Linked DNA regions of Mus musculus: all the other regions are linked to region 1. The links are chromatin loops, found by intact Hi-C in ENCODE. Cell type or tissue: heart. All regions are shown on one strand. Links, peaks and the distances in the headings refer to the core of each region. The heading gives the core; the rest is flanking DNA. Region 1 has its middle 4.4 kb from the start of Snai2. Region 2 holds the start of Gm33696 (a long non-coding RNA gene). Region 3 has its middle 180 kb from the start of Gm41423.

What was found. Peaks named below come from ENCODE experiments on the same cell type or tissue, not always from the same donor. Only the 100,000 strongest peaks of a DNase experiment are listed, where the experiment ranks them.
Region 2: it touches region 1 in a loop (3-fold over the local background); 3 of 42 quality-filtered maps call a loop at or near these places.
Region 3: it touches region 1 in a loop (12-fold over the local background); 19 of 42 quality-filtered maps call a loop at or near these places.

Annotation. Positions count from the first base shown.
Region 1 is chr16:14,697,295-14,705,702 of GRCm38, reverse strand. No RefSeq gene overlaps it. Among named protein-coding and RNA genes, the nearest start is that of Snai2, 4.4 kb to the left of the region's middle. In heart, for the core only: a CTCF peak has its summit at 4,153; no DNase peak of the experiment used is centred there.
Region 2 is chr16:14,935,777-14,944,184 of GRCm38, reverse strand. Gm33696 (a long non-coding RNA gene) reads left to right here and starts at 3,302. Exons shown (of 3, transcript XR_384708.4): 1 at 3,302-3,408; 2 at 8,326-8,359. It also overlaps a transcript of Efcab1 not described here. In heart, for the core only: no CTCF peak of the experiment used is centred there; a DNase peak (open chromatin) is centred at 4,024; H3K27ac peaks cover 328 bases; H3K27me3 peaks cover 447 bases.
Region 3 is chr16:15,290,867-15,299,274 of GRCm38, reverse strand. No RefSeq gene overlaps it. Among named protein-coding and RNA genes, the nearest start is that of Gm41423, 180 kb to the right of the region's middle. RefSeq lists an enhancer at 3,229-4,805. In heart, for the core only: a CTCF peak has its summit at 4,153; no DNase peak of the experiment used is centred there; H3K27ac peaks cover 358 bases.

The DNA of each region.
Region 1 (8,408 bases), core at 2,251-7,250:
ATGGGCTGCTCATGGCATTTCAGTGGAGGCTCAAAATACATTAAATGTTTTCAAGAAAGGAAATCTCGGTTCTTGAGCACTGGGGAAACGTGTTTCCGCTAGGTGACCTACGGCGACTTGGCTTCCAGATGTGGGCAGTGCCTGGCAAGGCGAGGGCGGGAAGGAAGGGCGGCCCTCCGGACTGGGACCGCGCAGCCCCTAGTGGCCAGAGAGTCTATATTTGGAAGTTGCGTCTGGAGGGGGGTTATTGCACACAAGCAGCTGTAGGCTCTGGCTTTTGGGAAAGGAAGGTAAAGGCTCCCCGCAGCTGCCACAGCAGGTCTAGGGCGGCGTGCCAGAAAGTTAACTTGCTGATCGCTGCGTTAGACACTTGAAAGTAAAGCCTTACAGCCTACCCCAGGAACTGGAAGAGTGTAAAGATAAAAGGGAAGGCTGGTGCAGACTCCGACAATAGGCAAACTCTGGAAGAAGTATGGAAAGTTCTGATGAAGACATGTGACAAGACTTCCTCCCTTTGTAGCGCATGGTATTTTAGAGAAAGAAAAAAAAATATGAATCTCTACTGACAATTCTTAGTGTCTGCCGTTACTTAGTGGTGTTTTCTTTAGTCTTCAAAAGCCTCCCCCTTCCTCACGCCACATCCCTGGTTTGCATTAAAAGATGGGGTAAAGGATTCTTTTGCCAAGTTCTTTGACTGGCAGTTTAGGTAGTCCAGTAGCCAGCCGGTCACTTCACTTGCATTTGCACATAGGGGTAGGTGTAAAAATACTCCGAAGTGATTCATTTTAAAAGTGCAGTTTTCACTGTGCCCACAGGCAACTCTGTTTATTTCAATGTTACCCTGACTCTTCCCAACAAAATTGCAGAATCCAATTCCCCCACCTCCCCACCCCAAGACAACTAACTTTTTTTTCGTAACAGGTGCTGGAAGAAAACAGCGGAAACAGAATACCACCAGCGATGTTGAGACTTGCAAGAGAAAAGTGCATTGTCAAGCAGCATAACTTCTTAATCTGGGGATGAGAAAACGGGCGTGTGAGCGGGGGAGGGGGAAACCCGCAGACTTCCTGGGTTAATTTCAATGATTCCTCTTTCTCTTTACAATAGTCACTGATTTCAATGTCAAATACAGAAAGATATTTATATGAATCCTTAAACTAAGGGAACTGAATCTGCAGGTGACAAGAAAACAAGAAAATGTATTAGATTTCTTTCTAAGCTACCATGAGTATGGATCAGAGCTGGAGTCTGAGTTGACCTATTTCTAGTGGGTTTGCTCAGATTTAGACACCTGCTCTATAGGGCAAGAAATCTTGCCCCTTCCACCTAATTTCCAGTAAAACACACCGTTTGTTTTTTATCTAGTATTGAAAGAGGGCACAAAGCCACACATGACAACAGGGAACGCCAGAAGATAACCTGCTAAAGTGAGTTGTTGCAATTTAAAAAATCATTAACGATTCATTGTGCTTTTAAAGAACCAGTGAATTTGAAACAGGGAAACCAGCCCCTTTGTGTCCAAGGACCCAGGGGTTGTGTTAAATTACAGACTGCAGTCAAGTAACCTGTGTGTTCCAGATTGTGCTAGCCAGTATTGAGCTCAACTGATCTGATTCATGCCTTATCTATGTGAGATGTGTCCCACTGGCCGCAGGAGGAAGTCCACCGGCTGATGACATAAATCATGTTAAACAGAAGCTCTGCTTGGGCACAGCAGAGGAAAATTGATATTAAACTGATGTAATGAAAATGCAAGAATGGAAGCTTATCATACCCAAGGCCAGGTGGGAGGACTCTGCTATAACGGTTTCTCCCTGCAGACTTCAATAGATTGGGGTGCTGCTTTTAGTCACAGACTGCAAGATTTTGTTTGTGCAAGGCAGGGATTTGTCCTTAGATACACCAACATTTTAAATACTTCATTCTGTATTCATAGAAAAGGAGGGAAATAGACATAAAGAGAGACTGCGAGACAGACAGACACACACATACAGTCATACACAGATAAATCAATAGATGGATAGATGGATAGATAGATAGATAGATAGATAGATAGATAGATAGATAGATGATAGATAGATAGATAGATAGACTGATAGACTGACTGATTGATTGATTGATTGATTGATTGATTGATTGAAGTTAGTGGTGGGTAGCCTTTGCCAAACCAAGAAATTAGTCCTAAGCTGGAGAGAAACTGATGTTCCTTAATTAGGTAGGTTATAGAAATAACTTATAAGAGAGATACTTCTTGTGGAAGAGAACCCCAGCCAAGTCAAACTAGAGATGTCAGGTAAGTTAAATTAAGGAAGGCTAAACCTTAGAGTTTAAAATGTAATCTAAGGAAATAAATGGTCACAAATTCCTATAGCCTTTTTTAGTGGGCTTCATAACTTTTCTTCAAGCTTAAACCCACTGGAAGGTAATCTTGACTTGTTTCCCATAAAACTGACTCCTGAATCTCATGGGACCCTGGAAAGTTCATACCATCTCATTTTTCTCATTCTCTCATTTCCTGTACTTTCTAGAGTAGCTGACTAGGATGATTTGAGTCTTTCCCACAAGGCTTCCTGAATTCTTGGGGTATTTTTCCCTCCTGACTCCAGGCGGGCTGGCTTCTTCTCTTCTCTTCTCTTCTCTTCTCTTCTCTTCTCTTCTCTTCTCTTCTCTTCTCTTTTCCCTTTCCTTCCCTCCCCTCCCCTCCCCTTTCCTCTCTTCCCCTTCCCTCCCCTCCCCCTCCACTCCCTCTTCCCCTCCCTTTCTTTCTTTCTTTCTTTCTTTCTTTCTTTCTTTCTCTTTCTTTCTTCCTTTCTTCCTTCCTTCCTTTCTTTCCAGAGAAGACATGGTCATATTCTTTCAGCAGAGAAATGTCTTGGTTGGAATAGTTGGTATTTATACTATACACATGTAGGTCTTCACATATATAGAAAGATAGTGGATGGAAGCTGTCTGTTATGTTAAGAAAATGAAGTCAATCTATTTCCAAGTGAAATACCTAGGCCATGAAAAAATAGGATATCCCATATAGTGCTGGGCCCATCCCTAAAGTGAACCATAGTTCTTTGGAGGCACAGCACATGGCAGGATCATTAATACCTGTTGTGAAGAACGTGAATTGATGAAAAGTCATTGGGTTAGTCAGTAGTATCTGTACACTACTACAAAATACTATTAATTTTAAAATATGCTGGATAGGAACAAATTTTTATAATATTAACTGGAGCTTCGTTGACAGTGGTATAATTTCCTTTGTGGGTTTGTGCATGTTTATATATCTATATGAATTTAGACATATTTTCACTCCTTATTTTTAATTCAACTCAGTCTCTGAAAAAGTAAACTATCCCTTAAAATTATAGAAGTAACATTTCCTACACATACTAATTGACTTTACATTTAACTAGATAAATATTCTCTAGCATAAAAGGCAAATTTAGCAGAATCCTATGGCCATGCAGTATTCTGCTTATATACTTCGAATTGTATATTGAAGACTGTCGTTGCAATATGGAAAAAAATTACACACACACACACACACACACACACACACACACGAAAAGAGAGAAAGACAGAAAAAGAGATCATGTTTTCCCGTCGTTAAAGCTGGGCAGGTGTGTGTGCATGTGTGTGTGTGCGCATGCTTGCACCTATTGAATTTGGAATAAAAACAGTACCAATGAAAATGATGTCGGGATGCCATCCCCTGGTTAGGGATTTTTATCATTTCTTATGTATTCACTAGACAGACCCTTCCTTATCTACTAACTTTCTCTGTCTCTCAGAAGTGAGCAGGAATGCTACTCGTTGAGTAAATATCTGCACATTTGGTCAGCACTATTCGAGATATTTTAAATAGGAAGTCTTCTTTAACCTGAGAAAAAAATTTAATAGGGTGCTTTCTGCTACTCATCTGTATTTAACCTCTTTTTCCTCTTGTAGAATTTGAGTTTCCTTTCCTGCTGGGTAGAGACAATGTGAATAGTCCTTCACCTCGAGTTCACCTCTTTAGTGCTTGGTTTATACTTCTGCAGAGTAATAATGATGCTATCTATCCAATGAACAAGAAAGACTGGAAAATGTTATACCTGCCTGTATTTTATACACGGGCTCAGAGATACGTGGTTGCAAAGAGACACCTACTGGTCAGCTTTGGAAGTGATAGAGTTTTCTTTTCTTTTCTCTAACTTCTTGACAACATCTGCCACCTAGTGGAAAATAGGTTAACACGACTGTACATTAAACATCCTAATTTTTTAATCACTTCAATTTTAAATAAACTTAATTGTTTTAAATTTATTGGTATGTTCTTAACTTTAAAACTTACAATGTGACATTGCACCACAAGTTACAGTTACTTTATAAGTGAACATAGTTTTGGCATGATCAGACATTAGAAATATTTTTATTTTTAATTTTGAGTCAGCTTCTCACTATATAACCTCTGGCTGGCTTTGGATACTATGCACACATCCATCCCAAATCTAGAAGTGGATGAAGTAATAGACACAGAGTTGTTTTCAACCCTTATGCCTTTTCCAGCTTAGCTCGGCTCCAATACAGTGCTGTAATATAGAACCGGACAACACTCAGTTCTATAGGATCATATGATCATGGATAATGCTAAGAATAGCCTCTTTTTGAGTAAAGATTTACTTTTTAAAAAACTTTTGTATCTGCATGAAAGTATGTGCTCTTACGTACAGGTGTCGGTGGAGGTCAGAAGAGAGTGACAAGTTCTCTAGAGCTGGAGTTATAGAGATTTGTGAGTCACCCAACATGGATATTGGAGCAGAACTTAGGTCTTCTGTAAGAATAAAAAGTTCTGTAAGCAACTGATCCTTCTCTGCAGTCCCAGATGGTTAGTGTGAGCTTGCCAAGATACCACACATTTTTATATGCATTATTTCAGTGACCATCTCTCAAATTGTTAATCCTATAAAATATTGTTAATCCTATAAAATATTGTCCTTGTTTTTAGAAGAAAAAATAAAGTCACAAATTGTCTTTATCAAATTACACTGATATTAAACAGTGAGTATACTTTATTCATTCCTTGATATTTTCATAAATATATCTTCATCTTATTCACCCTCCATTTCTTCTCTCCAACTCATCCATAACACATCTCCTTCCTGACCTCATTTCCTTTTTGGTTTTCATTTATTTGTTCATGGTTTTTTTTTCTTTAAATCCATGGAGTTCAATTACTTCTACCCATTTGTGTGGCCATCCACTCGGGAATATGGAGCCAACTGGTTATTTCTAAAGAAAAGTGACTTTTGCTGTCCCTAGTAAAGATCATTTCTCCATAAACGCCTTCCATACTAAAATTTTAAGTGGCTTGGTCTTGTAGAGGTTTCATGCAGGTAACCATAGCTACTGTGGGGCATGTATGCTACTTTTTGTGTAAAAATTTACTTTTATTTGTTTTTATTTACTAGGAAGTAGTATGGTCTTTTGTACTATCTTCATCTTCTCAGAAATTTATATTTGTATACTTTCAATACACTTTACTAGAGGATTCTATGCCAAATCATATATGTGAGTTAAACAAATGAAGGATCAACAAGACAAAGAAAGACTCAGATTTTACCTTGAAAAAACAATGGCTAAAGATAATTTGTTACTAAACCTTTGGTTTCTTTACACTTTGTATTTTCTTACACTGAATGGCTTGAAGACATACATAGTTCATGTTGCAGGAAATAGTAAAAGAAAGTGGCATTTTCCTTCATTTCTCCGAGCTACTCTCAGCCCCTGAGGTCTTGCCAGCCAGTTTTTATCTTGTGGAGACTCTCTGACTCAGTGCTCCAAAATCTGTCTACCCAACTCACTCACTAAGTTCCCACTGGTGGGTTGTTATGGTGCGAGCTTTGTGCTTCAAAACCCCCATGGTGCACATCTGGCAAACCCATGCTTTGCCTCCATACCTTTCTCCCTTGAACCCAGCCAAATTGCCACATGAAGGAAAACACCACACAAACTTAGTTCAGAAACAATGATATCGCTGGGTGCAACAACTAGAATCCTGTAATCTTGTAAGCCATATTAAATCTGAATCCTCCGGTAGCAAATCCGCCATGATTTGCCATATAAGCTCAGAGATACTAGGACCTAAATCTTGTCCTCTCTCTATCCCAATCCAAAAAGCCCCTAACTCTCTCCTGCTTCCTCTCTTTCTCCATTCAACCTGGAAGTCCCTCCTACTTACCCAGTGATTGGTTCCTTTATTTATTTGGAGGAAGATTCACAAGAAGTCACCTGAGAATGTGACTCATTCCTTGTTCCAGATAGCCCCTTCTGGAAAACTAACATCGAAATAAACACATCACCAGAGCCATCCACAACAGGTTCATATGAAGCTCTTGAAGCAGGATCAGAAAGATGGATCACTGTGTAAAGGTTCTTGCTATCAAAGCAAAGCTGAGTTCAGTCTCAGAAATTCATGTAATGGAAGGAGAAAAGTGACTTGTACAAATTGTTCTGATTTCCATACATGCACCATGGCATGGAACATCCTTGTAGGTTCCAATGCCAAGGTCCTGTTCCCCAACTGGTTCTTGATCTGTCAGTAAAGAAGCCATGGGCCAATGGATAGGTGGAAGGGATAGGTGGGACTTCTGGGTCCCTAGAGGCTAGTGGAGATGAGGGAGAGTTTGATGTCCTTTGGAGAGAGAAAAGCCAATGCGCCATGTGAGATTTTGGGAGGAGCAGTGGCCTGAGGCTGCTCCTACAAGCTGGTACTTGGGAATGTTTAGCTGGGACTAGATGTAAATGAGCAACTAAAGTTGAGGGCAGGTTGGAAGGTGTGGAGCTAAGAATATTGATAAAGGTATGTTTTTCCTGGTGGGCTATAGTAGTGCCCAGCAGTTGTGTCAAAGGGAAAGTTAAAATTGAGCAAGTGTGTGTGTGTGTGTGTGTGTGTGTGTGTGTGTGTGTGTGTGATTTATCTGTGGGCTCAAGAGAAGTTGGGTGGGGGCTGGTAGCACGGCCTGTTCCAGGAGCTTTGGAGCTTAGGTGGGGTAGGAAAAGCTACATGCAATACATCCTCATACAGTAAATAGCAATAGATAGATAGATAGATAGATAGATAGATAGATAGATAGATAGATAGATAGATAGATAGATAGATAGATAGACAGACAGAGGGACATAGAGATAGACAGAAATATTTTAAAATAAAAGAAAAAGGCTCTTGGTGCAAACCAATCTTTGTTCATCAGCTTTGATAAGGAACCTTTCTTCCATGCTTCTTCCAGTTCTTCATCAGAAAACTTGAGGAGATCATGCTGATCTCTTTTGGTGGTAACATGAACATTTCTTTTTCCAGTTCCAGCGTTTTAGTAACCACTGTGACGGCTAGGCATGCTATGTAAGTTATAATAACCATCACAGAAGATTCATGGTGCCTTTGGAGGGAGCACCTACTTTTGTTTGCCTCCTTTTTCATTGCAGATCCATCTTGCATGGCCTGCTCATTTTTTTCTACTCTCAAGGAACTCAGCTCCTGGGGCTCCCCAAGTGTTCCCTGTCATTGATTACTGGAACTACAGGCTACTGCTGGCATCTAATACGATTTTCTCTATCAAATCAACAGGATGACACACTAGAGGCAATTTTACATGTGAATATGTTCATTCATTTTAGTACACAACTATAGTTCTAGAATTCAGGATGTCAAGGCACAAGAATCATGAGTTTGAGGCTAGCTGGGACCGGACAGTGAAAATCTGTCTCAAAAAGGAAAACAGATACATCACTACCACCACCAAAAACCCACAAGGAATTTTACATTTTAGCTACCCATATATGCAGAAATATGCCAAAAATTTTATCTTTATCTCTCCCTCATAGTTTTATTTGACAGTTTAGTTTCATTTCTTCATAATTATTTTTATGTGTTGTTGGGGATTTCTAAATGTAAATCAGCCTTGTAAATTTCAGCAAACAACCTTAGGCAATCAAAGGGTAGGAAGGAAAATTATCCTTACTTGTTTGCTTATGTTAAATTTGCTCATATTTTCAGTTTCCAGAGTTAGTAACTGATTTGAAACCTTTTATTACTTTAAAACAAAAATACAGTCCTTCATATTCATCTTGCCATGCTTAGAAGTGTAATTATACAATGTCTTATGTATCTGCCATCATTGGGTCAATCTCATTTCTACTGTGAGTTTTTCTATAACCTTGTTCTATTTTTATTTTCCAGGAATTTTTTCTTACTTGTTAATTTTCTTAGAATCAGGACTGAGTTATCTGAAGTTATTATCTTTATGAAAATACATAAAGATGTACAGCCCTTGGAAAGGCAATGTGTGCCCCACTACTGCCTACTGGAATGTTCTCTGTGTTTAGCAGAGTGCAGTGAACTGATTGAGTTGTTCAGGTGCTAGAATTGTCATGGCGTT
Region 2 (8,408 bases), core at 1,303-6,302, 240 kb before region 1:
CAGCAGGTGGGCGTGTGAGATGGCGATAGGACACAACGTATCTAGGTAGTTTCTTGCAAATCTAGATTAGGTACAGTTGGAAGGTCACACAGTGTGAGGCTGTTCATGCACTCAGAGCTACTGCTAACTGAACAGAGAAGATGAAAGGTGTTGCTATAAACTGAAATGGAATGGTTGCTATGAAGGGATGGGACAATGTGATCCTGGAGGAACTCAGACTCTAGAGCTCCCTTCTTTGATGTAGAGATATATGGGGTACTGACAGGAGACCTATAGCCACAGTGTGAGAAGTGTCAGGTATATCTGCAATAGGGTACTAGGTTACATCTCTTATGGCTGGAGTGTTGGCTTTCTGAAGCTAGTTGTGGGGTGCAGGGTGTAAGTGCTGCTTGGCTCCTGTACAGCACCATGTGTCTGGGGCTGTGATTACCTGAGGCAACTCTCAGCAGGCCAGGACTCGCTTGTGTACATAGCTGAGGATAATGACAACATCCTCACTGTGCAGGTCCCTGCTGGCGATGTGGAGCCTTGTAGGAGCAGGTGAGCAATGCTTCAGTCAGGTGAAGGTAATTCTTACTGAGCCTGTGTACTGACAGGCTTCCAGGAATGTCTTATGTGAATAGCAACATTGGCCAGTGGATAACTCTATGAAGACACAGACCACCAAAACTAAGTCCTTGGGAGCCAATCATGGTGGTATATGTCTGATGTACTGGCAATACAAAGGTTATATTAGCCTTGCCTACAGAGTGATACCATGTCTAAAACACAAACAAATAAAACCTGTCTCTGAGGAAATAACCTGTTTATAATTTGCTAAGAAAATAGAAAATAATCATTGGTGTTCTTTATTAGCAAATCTGGGCAAAACATTTTGTAAAAATATTTCTCTACAGAGATGTCTTTGGATGTGCAAGCCACATTTTGACTAAATTTTCAGTCTGTCCCATGACTATGCTTATAATACAAATATCTAAGTGGCCTGCCTGTACACATTGCCCAGAGATTTTTGGTCATTTGATTGGGTTCTCCATGGACCCAGACGTCTATTAACACAAGTGACTGTCAACTAGCCTGTGATGGTCTGAGAGTACCAAGGTGGATCTCATAATACCTTTGTTTGTCCAAGTTTATATTCTATGTCAAGTAGGATTTAAACTTCCTTGGGAGTTCTTAATCAAGGAGGGTTTGGCTACAGTTATTACATTAAGGTTGCTTTCCTCTAATCCCATTTATCTTACATATTTATAACAGTAGTTTTCAAATGAATTCATAGACAGGGTAAATGCCCCCCAACATGTTCTCAGATATTCTTTGTCCCCTGGAAAAGCTGCCAAAAGCATTTTATTTCCCCAAACCTTTTAAATTCACCACATGCCCTGTCTTCCTTCAGGTCACTCCCTGGGACCCTAGAAGTTTATCTCAACCTGGTTCCCGGCACCATACAGAAGGTCTGATTTACCACTTTGTCTGGTCTCAAGGTTGCCCTCCTAGTGTAAATACTCACAGTGGAAAACATTCTCTTTATACAGAGGAATTTTGTCCCCTGCAGGCATGTGGGCTAGGCCTTTGGTCCTAATTAAGTTGCTACACGGCCACTTAAGGTCATGGTTCTTAAGATGAACATTCAGGAAGACAAGAGGGTGAGGGGCTATGGCAGATGGAAGTGTTCTCTTGATCATTAGAAGGTTATGTCATCTCTGCACATGAGAAGTCTTGATCTGCCAAGTGCTGTGCTTTTTCGTGTAGACAGCAGGACTCTTCTATGTTCCATGGTCAAAGAGAAAAGGCAAACTCAGTTTTTGAAAAAAGATAACCAAAGAAAACTAAAATGCTTACTTTTTGGGTAGCATTAGGGATTTGACCGAACTGAATGACAGACGGGACTGTGACTAGTTAGGGAGGAGATGATAGCTTTGTGGGAAGAATTCGTAGACTCAGTTCCAGAGCTCTGTCCTCTCTGCGCAGAGGACACTGTTTCCCAGAGCTGTTTTACTGTGTGTTTGACAGTGTTGCTTCTGAAGGCAATAAGCATTCATGGAACCTGTGTGTGTGCTGGTCTCCAGCTGAAGACTATGCTCTTTATGCTTCAGACTCAGCCCTTAGCTGTAGGCTAGGAAGAAGAGACTCTGGCTCAACTTCCTTTTCAGTCCTGTACCCAGCAACTCCCTAGTTTCAAAGCCTGGGAACTATGGAATTCTATGTTACTCTCATACAGAACCAGCTTGTTTGTTTGTTTGTTTGTTTGTTTGTTTGTTTATAAGAGCTTTACTCCCTTCTTGGCATTTGCTCTAAGGACAACTGTGAAGGATCTGGGTGCGATTTCAGGTCTTTGTCAGATATGGGAAATTGTTCCAGTTCTTAGTAAGAGACCATGCTCCCTAATATATCCCATTGCTTACATTCTGACTATTTTTTAATGAAATTTAATTAATTAGTCAGTTATGCTGTGTGCTGTTTTAAGGCTGACATACTTGGAAAGTTCCCTTAACCTCTGAGGTTTTTTGAAATTCAGTTCTCCTAAAAAGTGAGCACTCACCCTTCATCCTTGCAAGTTTGATTTTGCATTTCCATGTGGAACACCGGCCCCGAGCATTTCTCACCAGTAGGACTTGCCAGGGCCATGTGGAGGGCTGCACTTCCATTTGGTGTATGTAAGTTCCTCCCCTCGGCATAAAATGATAGTGTTCATACCAAATCCCTGATGCTAGGGCAAGACATGATTTCTCATTATTACAACTAATCTGTTTTTCAATCCCTCCCTCCAGGGTTTCCTCATTCAGTACTGATGATCAAACCAAAAATGTTATGAAAGTACTTTACCACTGAGCTGCATTTTCAACCCTTCCATGCTTTTCTTTTTACAAGTAGAAATCTGCAGTCTGCAGTTTTCAGACAAATAGACACTCCTTCTATCATTGGTAGACACCGAAGAAGCCAGAAGGAAGCCCAACACAAGACTATAGACAAAGCCTTTTTTAAGAGAAACAGCTCCAGAATCTTTCCTACTTTTGCTTTCAATTTTCTAGCTTCTGGGAAGGATGCCAATTACAGAGACAGTGTGTGTGTGTGTGTGTGTGTGTGTGTGTGTGTGTGTGTGTGTGTGTCTGTATATAGAGAATGGGGGAGGGAGAGGGAGACAAAGAGTGAGTGAATATGTATAAGAGTAAGTGTGCGTGAGTGAGTGTAGTGTGTGAGTATTTATGTCAGTGTGTGTTTGAGTATATGAGTGTGCATTGTGTGAGTGTGAATATGTACAAGTGTCCACGTGTGTATGAGTGTGTTTGAGTGTGTGTGTATGTGCTCGCACACACACAGGAAAAAATGAGAAAGCCTTGAGGGATACCTCTTCTAGAAAATTTTCTTGCTATGGTTGGTACAGTGAAATCCCCTTGGTCTCCTCTCAAAGTAAGTTTTTTATTTGTTTTAGTTTATAGAAGTCAATGTATTGAGATGTTTGGTGGTAATAATGATGCATCCACTTAAAAAATTCTTTGAACTTTTAAAAGCCCTTTGTGTTTTCCTAACAGTTACTCACTGAAGGGCTGGGATAGGAAAAATGCAGGCAGGCTGGTGCCTGCTTTTGAGTGCTTAAGTTTAAGCAATAGAGTACCTACAATTCAGTGAGCCACTTTTTTTTCCTTTCCTGGTGGTGGCAGCAAGAAGTTGGACAGGTTTCTGAGTTCTGAGTACATTTTGTCCTCTGATAAAATGAATGTTTTGTCTTCAGTCTCTGTGTGTGTGTGTGTGTGTGTGTGTGTGTGTGTGTGTGTGTGTGTGTGAAATGGATTGCTGAGCCCTAGTGGAAAGTGTTTGCTTATGTGAAACTGAGATCAGGACACAGTAAGCCCCAGGTAGTCAAGGCCATTCCATTCTAACCAGCCCTTGATTCACTAGGAAGCTGTGGAAGGAGGAACATTCATTACCACAGCTGTTCTTCTTCAGATGTCACTGGTCAATTCTGGGCTCTGGTGTCCAAAGATATGTGGTGGATGTTTCTGGCAGAGCTGTCCTTGTGTTTGAAGAGCCTTAGAAACTGGGCCTGGTGGGCAAGTGTCCAAGAGATGGTATCTTTATAACATGTGCCGTCATCTTTGCTGTGTGGGAACTAATGGCTGTGTTTGAATAATTAGGTCTTTGCACCATAGCACAACAAAAGCAGGTATTGCTCCATTAAAGCCAACATAATTACTGTAGCTCACTTACTTAAAGCTCCTTTCATCCTTCTAGGACCTACAGTATTTGTGAAGGTCTATACTCCAGTGTCTCTGGCCCTGGCTGTTTGGGGTCAGGCTGCTCTCCACAGAAACAGAGTCATGCCATCAGAAATCACTATTTCTCTCATATCTGCAAACACTGGCTAGAGGGCTCCGTGTGAATCATCAGCACTCAGAACACACAAGCCTCTATTTGGTCATTTGTGCAATCAGTTCCTCCTACCAAACTGAGCACAGCCTTTGCCACATTTGCTTCTCTTTTGTTGACTCTGGAGCTAAGGTCTGCTGACCTCTCTGGACCTAGGTCCATTCATTTGTTAGTCACTATACCTGCTCTGTCTACCACCAGGCTGACTGTAAAGATCAAATGAAGTCATGGATATAAAAGTAATCTGCAAAGTATTAAAATGTCACACAAGTAATAAAGACATTGCAGTTTACATGGAGTGAGGCATGTCTTTTCTAACCTTGACAGCTTTGGACTCATAATGAAGCCCTAGAACCATTACTTTTAGGAAACTAGGTTACATAGTGTGATGGTTTGTATATGCTCGGTCCACCCAGGGAGTGGCACTGTTAGAAGGTTTGGCACTGTTAGAGTAGGTGTGTCACTGTGGGTGTGGGCTTTAAGACCCTCATCCTAGCTGCCTGGAAGCAAGTATTCTGCTAGCAGCCTTCAGATGAACATGTAGAACTCTCAGCTCCAGCTGCCTGCCAGGATGCTGCTGTGTTCCTGCCTTGATGATAATGGACTAAACTCTGAACCTGTAAGCCAGCACCAATTAATTGTTGTCTTTATAGAGTTGCCTTGGTCATGGTGTCTGTTCACAGCAGTAAAATCGTACCTAAGACACATGATGACCAAGATGATCCTACAAAATAATTGTCCTGTCTTACTAGAAATTCTGGCCTTACGAATTACATTACTAATATATTATTATTATTATTATTATTATTATTGTCATTATTAAATGGTATATTTTCCTTATAGCAGTAAAAATGAGTTTCTTTTTCCTAATGAGTGTAACTCCAGGAGCCCCTGATGCATGGTGTTAATCATACGGAGGGAGGAACAGAAGGGCAAAGAATGCCAAAAAGATGGAAGAAAGAAATGTTGGGCTCTTGGACTTGAGAGTATGACAAGAAGACAATGGCAAGGGAGACTGAGTTTGAGACATAGAATCCAAGAAATCATGATCAAGGTTTAAAAACCCAAGACTGAAATAAAAAGAAATGCCTCCAGTTCATGTCACACTAGCTTTGCATTGTACACTATGAAGTCAGTACACAATAGATTATCTCTGTGGATGTCTATTCCTTACATGGTAAGGGCAGCTGAAATCCAAAGGTGTCCTGTGGTTCTTCAGAGCCTCTAAAGTCTGAGTTTGGTTTGGGCATACTTGTTATTGATGTCCCTTGAATAGTGATTATCATATACTAGACAATAAGGTGATTGTATCTGGGATCTTAGCAATATTCATAGATAAGTAGTGTAAAACTTTTTAATGTGGAAGAAATGCTTGGGCAGGGGACTTCTGCCTTCTTAGCAGAGATCAAGATGTTATCATAAAGGAAGAGAGATTTGATGAAGAGGTAAAGTTGGAGTTTTGTGGGCAGAAGGAAGCCCATTTTAAGGAGGTATAAGATATATTGATGTGTGGTGAGGCCAAATGTTCAAATGTAATGGCTGAAGTGAGCTGAAAGAAGTAAAACCCTAGAAGCTTCTCAGGATGTCACAGAAGTGGGTAGCTAGCCACCTTTCAGAAGCATCAGCCTGCTCTGACACCCTTTCCAAGACTGCAGCACCACCTGTATGTAAAATTTCTAAAGAAGGAAAAACTGTCTCAGCCTAAGTCACTTTAATCATGCAATTTTACAACCGGTTGATTGGAGTACTAGAATTCTCTTTAGCTGAGAATGTGTGATCAGCAAGGAGTTTTGAAAACCCTCGCTCTTGTGCTATAGTAAGAACTGAGAGAATCAGCTCATTCTTGTGTGACCCCTTGGTCAGTTTCCGTGAGGCAGTCTTACAGTTATTTCTTAGTTGACTGTTGTAGCTTGTGGCACTATGTCCGGTACATATTTACAACAAACTAAATGTCCTGTCATTTGTAGTATGGTTAGGTGTCTTCCTTTCAGAAAGTTGGGCTCTCTTGGATTAACTTACCCAGACACATAGTGCCTGAAGACAGACATCAAATTGGCTCTTCCTCCAGGAAAAGGAATGTGTATTCCAGTTTTAGACACAGTACAGTCCAGGGTTGACCTCTTAGGCTTTCTCAGGAGTATTTCAAATTCTGATGTCCCAAGTGAACAGGAAGCTCCTTAAAGCCATGGAGTTGTGGATGGAGTAAAACCTCTGATTCCTTTTGTTGATCCCATGTGCTATGTCACAGGCCTTCAGGGATGCATGGGGTGACACTTTGAGGAACAGATCTGGCCCCTTGATTTATGTTGTGTTCAAAGTCACGTCCCATCAGCTTTCCTGAGAATCAACATAGTATAGCCTGAACACAAGAACTCAACTGAGATCTGATATGGAGTGATCTTTTCCATCTTGATATGCTTCAGGATCCAAGCCTGCTCTGCTCTGCTCTTCAGCAAATACAGACCATCTCCTCTGTGTCAGACCACAGGAAACAGCACTGAATAGGGCTGGATATGCTTTCATGTATCTCTTTTTGAGAGAAGGAAAATAAAAGAAGAAAATAGAAAGTAAAGCAAGAGTGCGACACAGAGCTTCCCCCAGAGATCCCATGCCCTGTCCCCCATTCAGTGCTACTGAAGTCTTCAGAACAAGAAGCCACCCTGATGAGGATGTGCAAGTTTACATCTATTTTTGAAAGCTTTGCTTGTTTGAGTGCTGTTTTCCACTTTCTCACAAAGCCAATGAGAGACATACTAGACATTGGCCTGGGATCAAAGCCCTTTTTGGAAAGCAAACGTCTATGATGTCATGAAAGAGAAGTATTCTCCCTGGTGACAAGGGGTCGCCTGGAGGCTTGCCAGCATATCCACGGTCACCCCTTCTTCAGCACAGTTATCTAACACATACTCACCCTCAGACCTCCAGGCTGCTCTACCCCCTCAGACATCCTGAATTTCTGCAGCAGCCTGTGTGTCATCAAAGCCTCTAGAACTGGAGACTCCACCAAGCCACTCCTTCTCTTGCATCTCCTCCCACTGCAAACCATAATCTTGCAGACAGACAATGAGGATAGGACAGCTATTCAAAAAATCGCGTGGCTGGGGAGGCTCAGGGCATGTCCTGACTGCACCTGCAGGTTTTCCTTTCCTGAGGCCGCTGGGCACTGGCTGTGTTGCACCTGCTGCGGGCCAGTGCCTGCCTCTCAGCACATACCTGGGACTTGCTACAGGCCCTGGCCTGCTTCACATCCTGCTGCTCCATTCCACCTCCTGTGCCCTGCTAACAGCCTAGAGGCCAGCTTGTCTTACCAGCCACCTGATGTTTTCTAAATGTGCACCCACAAAAGGAATAGAAAAGCAGCAGCTTTTTGCCTGTTTCTTGATGCCATGGACAGGGTAGGACACTTCTTGCCATGATTCCATTGGCTTCAGTCAATGTCCTTTCCTGATTATCATACATCATTCAGCAAATCAATCTCATGTTGTGGGCTGGTGTTTGCTTATACTGGACAGATCTTGAAAAGTGATGAGCCAGCTGAATAGGGATGTGCAGCTTAGAAGCATGCACATTTTCTATATAAACAACAGGGTATTGTTGGGCAGCCTCCAGTTGCTGTCTACAAGTGAGTTTATTGAGAGATGGGGAAATGCTAAGAAGTGAGTAGTCATTATACCACTCCCATGCAGGTACTGGGTAATAGCAGAGGGCATACTGGTTCTCATTCTCTGAGTTTCTATATCACTGAATCATTAGTGAGGCTTGCTTTTGATAGCATGCACTAAATGTGTTCCTGTGATTTGTCTGTCAGTCAGCACTCAGCAATAAAAGTTCCACCATGAATGAGGGGACAGGTGTCCCTAACTTTCCTGATCAACAGTAATGTGCATATTAGGAATATTTTTGTGGCAGCAGCCTAGAGTCTTCTTGAACTTTCACTGGTAGGCATTCATGTTTCCACAGAAGTCTGTTGAAGAAGATCATACCTGCTTCACTGGTGATTGGCTCTTATGTTTACTCATCCATGCCACCAATGAACTTTGGCA
Region 3 (8,408 bases), core at 2,177-7,176, 590 kb before region 1:
TGCTGTGCTATGCTCCATTTGTAGCTATGCCTCCAGTAGGTGTGGGAAGTGGAGGGATGATGCAGTTCTGGTAAAGGAGCCCAAAGGGATGTGTGGACTATGTAGTTACTACACAACTGCTGAAGCAATAGCAGTGAGATCCAGTGGTTTTCAGGCTGGTAATAATCAGTGTGTGTTAGGTAACCCAGACCAAGGAAGAAAAATACAACCTAAACACAACCAGAAGCAGGGAGATCCAGTGGTTTTTAGAACCAAGGTTTTGAAGATTCATGTTTTCGATTGGACATGCAGATTTAGAATCTCCAGCATTTGAGGATAAGGAAAGCTGGGTTGTGTGGAAAGGGCACTATCCCCCCTCTTGGAAAAGCACTCTCCTGCTCATTTATTCACTTTGACCTGTTGGATGACTGACAGTGTGAGAAATGAATTATCATAATGTAGCTAACAACTAGAACTGTTCTCTGGACAATTTATACATAAACACACAAATATATACTATTATATTGTGTTCTCCACATTAATTACTTTTCTTGTTGCTGTGACAAAATACCCAAAAAAAGCAATTTAAGGAAGGAAAGGAATAAGAAAGGAAGAGGGAAAGAGGAAGGGACAGAGAGACAGAGATGGAGAAAGACATAAAGAAAGAAATAGAAAGAAAAGACAGAAAGAAAGAGAGACAATGAGAAAAAAATAGGTGGAGAGGGAGGAAAGATACTTTGGCTCTTTCTGAAGCTAGTGACATGTACATTTATACAATGAAATACTATTCAGGTATTTAGAAAAAGTATGAAATTTACAGTAAATAAATAATACTGGAAATAATTAATGTATGTTACATATCTCAGACCCAGGAAGAAAACCACAGCATGATGTCTCTTATCTATCCATTATGGCAGAAAAGGCACTACAGTGGGAAAATAAGGAGGCTAGCCACATTGACTTTCCCGTTTTTATTCAGCCTGATACTTCAGTCCAGAGTGGGGTTACTACATTCAGTGTGGGTCTTCCCAACCTCACAGACACACTCAGATGTGTCCCTTGAGTGACCTGCAGAGTCTTTCTAAGGGATTCTACCCATGTGGAAGGCAACTATGTCCCCTTCCCCCCAGCCTTATCCCCAGGATCTTTTTCTACTGAACCCTGTGTGACCCACTCCCCACCCACTTAGAGAATTTTCTTAGCATTTGCCTCAATCAACACAGTCTAACTTGTACACAAATACACAAAGTGAAGTATTATCAACTCTTTAAACTGATATTCACACTACTGATGTGAATATTAGTTCCTCCTAAATTAATAAAGTCTCTATAAGACAAATACTTAATGTCTTCTTCTTAAAGATAAGTAAAGTGTGTCACTGAGAGACTCCCTGGCTTCTGTAGGTCCCCTTGGCTTGAAAAGATGAATGGAAATCAGTGTGGGAATGCCTGAAAAAACAGACACATATATACCATGTGATCTAGCTATAAATAAAAATAAAAATTGATATAGTGACATGGAGATAGATAGACACACACACACACACACACGCACACACACACACCATAATGCTGAGCCCTAAAGGGGATATCTCTATCACAAGCTTTTCTCCCAAGACTCAGAGATCATTGGAGAAGAAGAAGCAGAAACAGTGTAGGAGTCAGAGGCACTGAAAGAGTACAGAGTGCAGTATTTCCTGAATAGGACAAGACAGACGCATATATGGATTCACAGCAGTTGAGACAGCATAACAAGAACTTCACCATCTCAAGCTAGACAAAAATCTCATCACAGAGAGAAAATAGGCAGGTTGGCTCAGACCTGCTCTGCCACTGCCAGCTAGCTCACTTAGGGTGGAGTCTTCCGACCTAGATAAGGTCTATTGTTCTGCCACATCTGCAGCTTGCCTCCAAGATGCCACTACCTGCTGAGAGGCTGAATCTGTTCTAACACTATCCTGACAAAACATTGATCCTCACAAAGCAATGAGATCCTGACATGGTGGGGGATGGCTTCCCCCTCTATAAGCTCAGACTCTTAAGTAAACATTGGCCTTGATCAGAAAACTTTGTCTTGGCTCATTATTTCTCTCGCAGCCTTTCCCATCCAAAACCCCATCTTTACTGTCAGGAACCCAGTAACCAGTGGCCGCAGGCAGCTACAGGGAAGAGCCATTTTCTTTACTGGTGTGCCTCTGGTGGATCCACCACACTTCAGTGGAAAGCCACACAGTTAAGAGTGTATAAGCAGTACAAACTGTACTTGATGGTTTTGTTTTATTATTTTTTTTCTAGAGGACACAAAGTTAGGTGTTCGAAGAAGCAGGAATGAATCTAGGAGGGGTGATGGTAGGATAAATATGATCAGAATATACTGTAGAAATTTTTTGAAGCACTAACTAAAAAAGGCTCCAATAAAAAGTTTAAAGATGCTGCTCTGTGAATGTCTAAGACAACAGACATAAACATTCCTGCTAGGCAATATGGCCACAAGTCAGAGGAAGGGACAGATGTGACTCAACATTTCATGTTTTTCAAAATGTTTAAATAGTGAAGTCAAGTTTGAAGAACTTATTTCAAGCCTCATGAGCTTTATCATACTGTAGCATAAGATTAATATTTGTGAAGTGGTATAACATGTGGGCACATATGTGTTTGTGTGTTCACATATGTATGTTCATATTGGCCAGCATTTACTTGTCTATAAGTGGTGATAAGTGGTGATAACAAGTCACTTTACCATTAATTGTCACCATTCATTTTTAAAATTTTGAATTTTGATTAACTTATTTTGTGTGTTTGTATAGTGTATATAGTTGTTGACATGAATGTGTGTCCCTGCACATGTGTGTACATACATATGGAGGCCAAAAGTCAATGCCTTTCCTCAATCACTATATACTCTTTTTTTTTTTTTTTTTTTTTTTTTTGAGACAGAGTCTCCTGATGATGTTGAAGTTGTGGATTTGGCTAGATCATCTGGCCAATAAGCATCAAGGATTTGCTTGTCTTGATTCCTTACACAGCATTGGTTGTAATCACATGCTTCAGTACCTCCACTCTGTTTTGTTTTGTTTTTTGTTGTTGTTTTTAACATGGGGTCTGGATATCCATATTCAGTTTCTTAAACAGACACTTTACTGATGGAGCCATCTCCTTTGTCTACCATTCTTAATCAACACAGAAAAATAAGTGGTGAGTTTCTAGTCAAGAATACTAGCAAAATGGAAATTTATTTAAAATAATCTTCGAAGACAAAATTTGCCAGAGCTCATGCTTGTAATTTCGTTGCTTGCCTAAACTCATTTTCAGGTTAGGATGAGACCAGTGAGAGAGACCTTCTCTCCTCTAACCTAAGACTTGTAGTCCAGGCCAGAGGTATGATCTCTGTAACCCAGAGATCATGCTGACAGATGTGGCCTTAGTTCTCACCCATTATCATTTATAAGTACAACATTGTGTGCATGTAGGACACTGCCCTGGAAGATGGTATCCTAGCAAGAATAGCTTTCCCAACAATTGGGAGCCAGTGAAGCTTTATACACAAAAAGAGAAGCAAAAAGTCCCTGGGTAGCAAGTAGAAAGATGAATTTCTCCTTCTTTTGACCCTTCTTTCCTCCTCAAAGGGTTAAGTATATGGAGGAAGGAACTGCTCCACTCTGCCTCTTTGCTTGGTGGGAACTATTAAATTACTGCTGGATGTTTCTGATTATAACACACAGCAGTGCCTGTGGGACCCTGGGGCCACATGTGCGCCATCAGCCTGCCTGGGCCTGTTAGATAGCCCACATTTGCTTGTGGGTGCCTCTGTGGCACCAAAACAGAGTGGGTTTTTTATTTCAAGCACAAAGATGAGAGCTAGTGCTGGCAAGAGGGCAGGAAACGGGCAATAAAACCAGAGCTGAACGGCTTAGTGGAGCCAGGACGCTGGGGTCTGCTTAATTGCTCTGAAATGAAAAAGTTTCGGGGGTTTTCATGAAATCCCATAGGCGCCCTTGCCAAGCCTCAAATATTAGATAGAATTACATAGCTTCTAATCCCTCCCTTCTCCCCAAGCCATGTGTCTTATTTTTTCTGGATGTTTGTACCCAGCTTCAGGCCTGGTAGGAGAAAGGTTAAGAGAATGAGGGCCAGGCACCCAGAGGGTGTATCCTGACTACTTTCCTGCCAAGAGTCTAGTAATATCCACAGTGTGGCGCTGTTACGAGACTCTCTACAATAATGATCAGTGATACTCACTGTGTCAGGAGCTCTGGAAACATTTACAAAGAAAGTGTTTAGCCAGAGATCTAGGGTAACTACACAGCTCAGCCATTGCTGCACTACTGGGTGGTTGCTCCATGTCTTTCATCAGAATCTCAAAGGACTCTAAATATAATAGGGGGGATGGGTGGAGAGATGGCCCAGGAGTTAAGAGTACTTAATGCTCTTGCAGCAGAGGACTCAGGTTCAGTTTCCAGCTTCCACACAGTACTAACAGCAACCTATGATTCTTGTTTCAGAGGATCCAATGCCATCAGTAGTCACCAAGCATAGCTGGTACACATGTATATTTGAAAGCAAAAACAATCATACATATAAAAAAATAAAGGAATGTATATCAAAAAATGTACATAACAAAAAAATGTTCAGAAGCAACGGCAGAAAAAGCAGGAGTGTAATGCAGCTAGAGGTTTTCTGTGGGAGAGGAGTACTTTAGGGAATGATGAAAGGGCTGCTGGGATTGCATACAGGATGGCTAAGTATGGGGAGCATTCCTTATCTGACCTCACTCAGTGGGGAGCAGCTGAGTAATTGAGAAAAGGAAACCTGGCTAAAATGCATAAAAAATTTAACCAAATGAGTCATGAGTCACAGAGGTCTGGTCTACAGGGCTGTTAGCAGACCAGTAGAGGAGACATGAGAAGGCAGGAGCAGTGCAGCAGCCACACTTGTTACACAATGTGATACTTTAGAGATCTCTGGTATTCTGATTATTCTGTATTACTGATCTCAGGTTTCTGGCAGGTAGAGTGAATCTGCTCACCTCCTGGTGAGCTGGCTTCCTCCTGTTGATTGGGCTCTGTTTGACTGTATTATGCAGCCAAAGTATTGAAACCTTAGAAGGCTTAACTGTGGAGGCCAGCCCAGAAAGTGCTTGCCTCTGAGTGATGGAGAGTCTTCCATTTTCCAAATTATTCTTAGAAGACAAGCTTTCAACTTACTCAGGCTCCAAATAATACAATCAGTACCCATGATAGGAAGATGGTGAGGACACAGATGGTACAGTGTGAAGAGAGCTGAGGAAACCATCAAGATGAGTATGGAAGCAAAGTCTATGTGCATGTAAGCTGTTCCACACTCATCACTAAGAACCAGAGGTCCTTGTCTTTCTAGTTTCCTGAGCCTCTGGCTTAATGACTACTTAATTTGGAGGCTCCCTTTACTCCCATGCATACATGAATACTGGCAATGGCTTCCAGGACAGAATATTTGCTACTGTTCTTAGAAAGAGACTCTGTGACATGGGTCTAGGATACTCTGATATCTCATGCCATGGCTCTGATGATGGTCATCTCATCCCCTACTTCTCTCTACTTCTCTGAACTCTCACTGCTCTGTCCTTTGCATATTTATAATTAAGTAGTATTGCTTTTTCTAGACTACTTTGTGGTCTCCTTATGGCTTGCTTGATGAAAGGTATCACTGTTGAGAGTGCATGTTATTGTAAGACACCAGGGAGCCTTAGCTTACCAGGGACCCCCTGAGTGAACCATGTGGAGCCAGGATTGATGCAAAAAGCAAGAGGAATGTATTGTTCCACTGTTCTGGGGTTGTCCCAGACCCGAAGGAGAGGTGGTGACCACCAGCACCAGTTTGGTGAGTTTTTATATGGTTTCCAGGGGCAGGACAGAGCATCAGCAACTAGGTACAATATGATTGGCATAACAGTGAACCCTTTAAACTGATTGGTCTTTAGGGAATGAGGTGAGAAGGACTTCCCTTGTCTAAAGGTGAGCAACACTCAACCAGTGAATGTGTCCCCACCCATAGGTAGTTTGAGAAATGCTAATTAGCCTCTCCCTTCCAGAGGGGCGAGTGTTTCACGACCTTCCCAAAGTTCCTGAGCTGACCTTTTCATTGTGAGAGAGAATGAATGGGCTTTGTGTCTAGAGGATGATAATAGTGCGCCCAATCCATAAGAAGTCCCTCTGTGAGGGATGTAAGAAAGGTGCAATCTTGTGGCATATCATCTTCATGGTTGCCTCTGGTGGTGGATCCTTGGATTTCCAGCATGATGCTTACAAATGAGAGTAGTAGTTAACTTCAAGGGCTAGGAGAAATGCACATAAGATGCCATGCACACAAAGAAGAAGGCAAAACACAGATAGGAAGTTGTATGTGTGTGTGTGTGGGGGTGGGGGGCAACTTTTCAGGTCCTGAGTGAGATGAGACATTCCTGACATCTTTAGAACCTGTTTTCTACTTTTCAAGCACTAAGACTGTCCTTGTGGCCACCCACACAACATTCCACATAGCTCATTACTGGAGCATCAATCAGAGAGCTAAAAGGAGCCACAGCTTTATGCACATCCATGTAGTAATTCAGAAGTCAACCTTCTTGCTCTATAGTTAGATGGTTACAAGGAGCAGATAAATACAGAGACAACATTCAGGGACACTGCAGGCCCTTCTACCATAGCTTGTCTATTTAAACCTCCCAGACATATTCCTAAATGCTACTGACTGTCAATTTTTTACATGTGGAAACTGCAACCTGACGACACAGTTAACACTGACTGATACAAGTTTCTAAGTAGATAAACATTTTAAAATGTCAAAGCTTATTTTTTATTTGTTTAAAATCCAAATAACCATTCATATATTTTCACCTGTCCAGGTGATGGTTCAGAGACATCATTCCTGAATCTGCTTCTACTTGTTTTGGGTTTTCCTGGAACTTGACTCCTAAGATAAGGTTCATTTAAAATTTATTATAAAATCATTTTAACTATAAAATGGACCATAGTAATAAATTGGCTATGTTTTCTATTTCAGTGACTAAGACTTAAGTCTTAGTCTCTGAAAAAAGAAATTGAAGAAGAAATCAGAAAATGGAACGATCTTCCATACTCATGGGACTACAGTAAAATTAATATAGTAAACATGACAATCTTATCGAAAAATACCTACAGATGCAATACAATTCCCATAAAAATTCCAACACAATTTTTTTTACAGATCTTGAAAGAACAATTTTCAACTTCATATGGGAAAAAAAACCCTTCAAGATAACTAAAACAGTCCTGTACCATATAAGAACTTCTGGAGGTATCAGCATCCTTGACTTCAAGCTGTACTACAGAGCAATGGTAATAAAAAGCATGGTATTGGGGTAGAACCAGACAGGTTTATCAATGGAATCAAATTAAAGATGTAGTATTAACCTAACACCTATAGATTCTTGATTTTTGACAAAGAGGCCAAAATCATACAATGGAAAAAGGAAAGCATCTTTAACAAATGATGCTGGTCTAACTACATGTCTTCATATAGAAGGATGCAAATAGATCAATATTTACCACCCTGCACAAAACTTAAGTCCAAGTAGATCAAAGACCTCAACATAAAACTAGATATACTAACTCTAATAGAACAGAAAGTATAGCCTTGAACTCAATGATACAGGAGACAACTTTCTGAACAGAACACCAATGGCTCGGGCTCTAAGATCAACAACTGATAAATGGGACTTCATGAAACTGCAAAGCTTCTGGAAGGCAAAGGACACTATCAATGGGACAAAGCAGAAACCTACAGATTGGGAAAAGATCTTTACCAACCCTACATCTGACACAGGGCTAATTTCAAAATTTATAACAAACTCAAGAAGTTTGACACCAACAACCCAAATAACCCAATTTAAAAATGGGGCCTAAACAGAATTCTCAGCAGAGGAATCTCAACTGGCTGGGAAGCACTTAAAGAACTATTCAAAGTTCTTAGTTTTCAGGGAAATGCAAATCAAACAACACTTAGATTTCATCTTACACTGGTCAGAATGGCTAAGACCAAAAACTCAAGGGCTACCACATGCTGTTGAGGCTATAGAGCAAGAGGAACATTCCTCCATTGCTGGTGGGAGTGCAAACCTGTACAACCACTTTGGAAATCAATTTGGTAGTTTCTCAGAAAATGGGGAATGGTTCTATCTCAAGACCCAGCTATACTACTTCTGAGCATATACCCAAAAGATGCTCTACCATCCCACAAAGACTTGCTCAACTATGTTCATAGCAGTTTTATTTGTAATAGTCAGAAACTGAAAACAATCTAAATGTCCATCAACCAAAGAATGGATAAAGAAAATATGGTACATCTACACAATGGAATACTATTCAGTTATTAAAAATAAAGACATAATAAATTTTGCAGTCAAATGGATGTAAC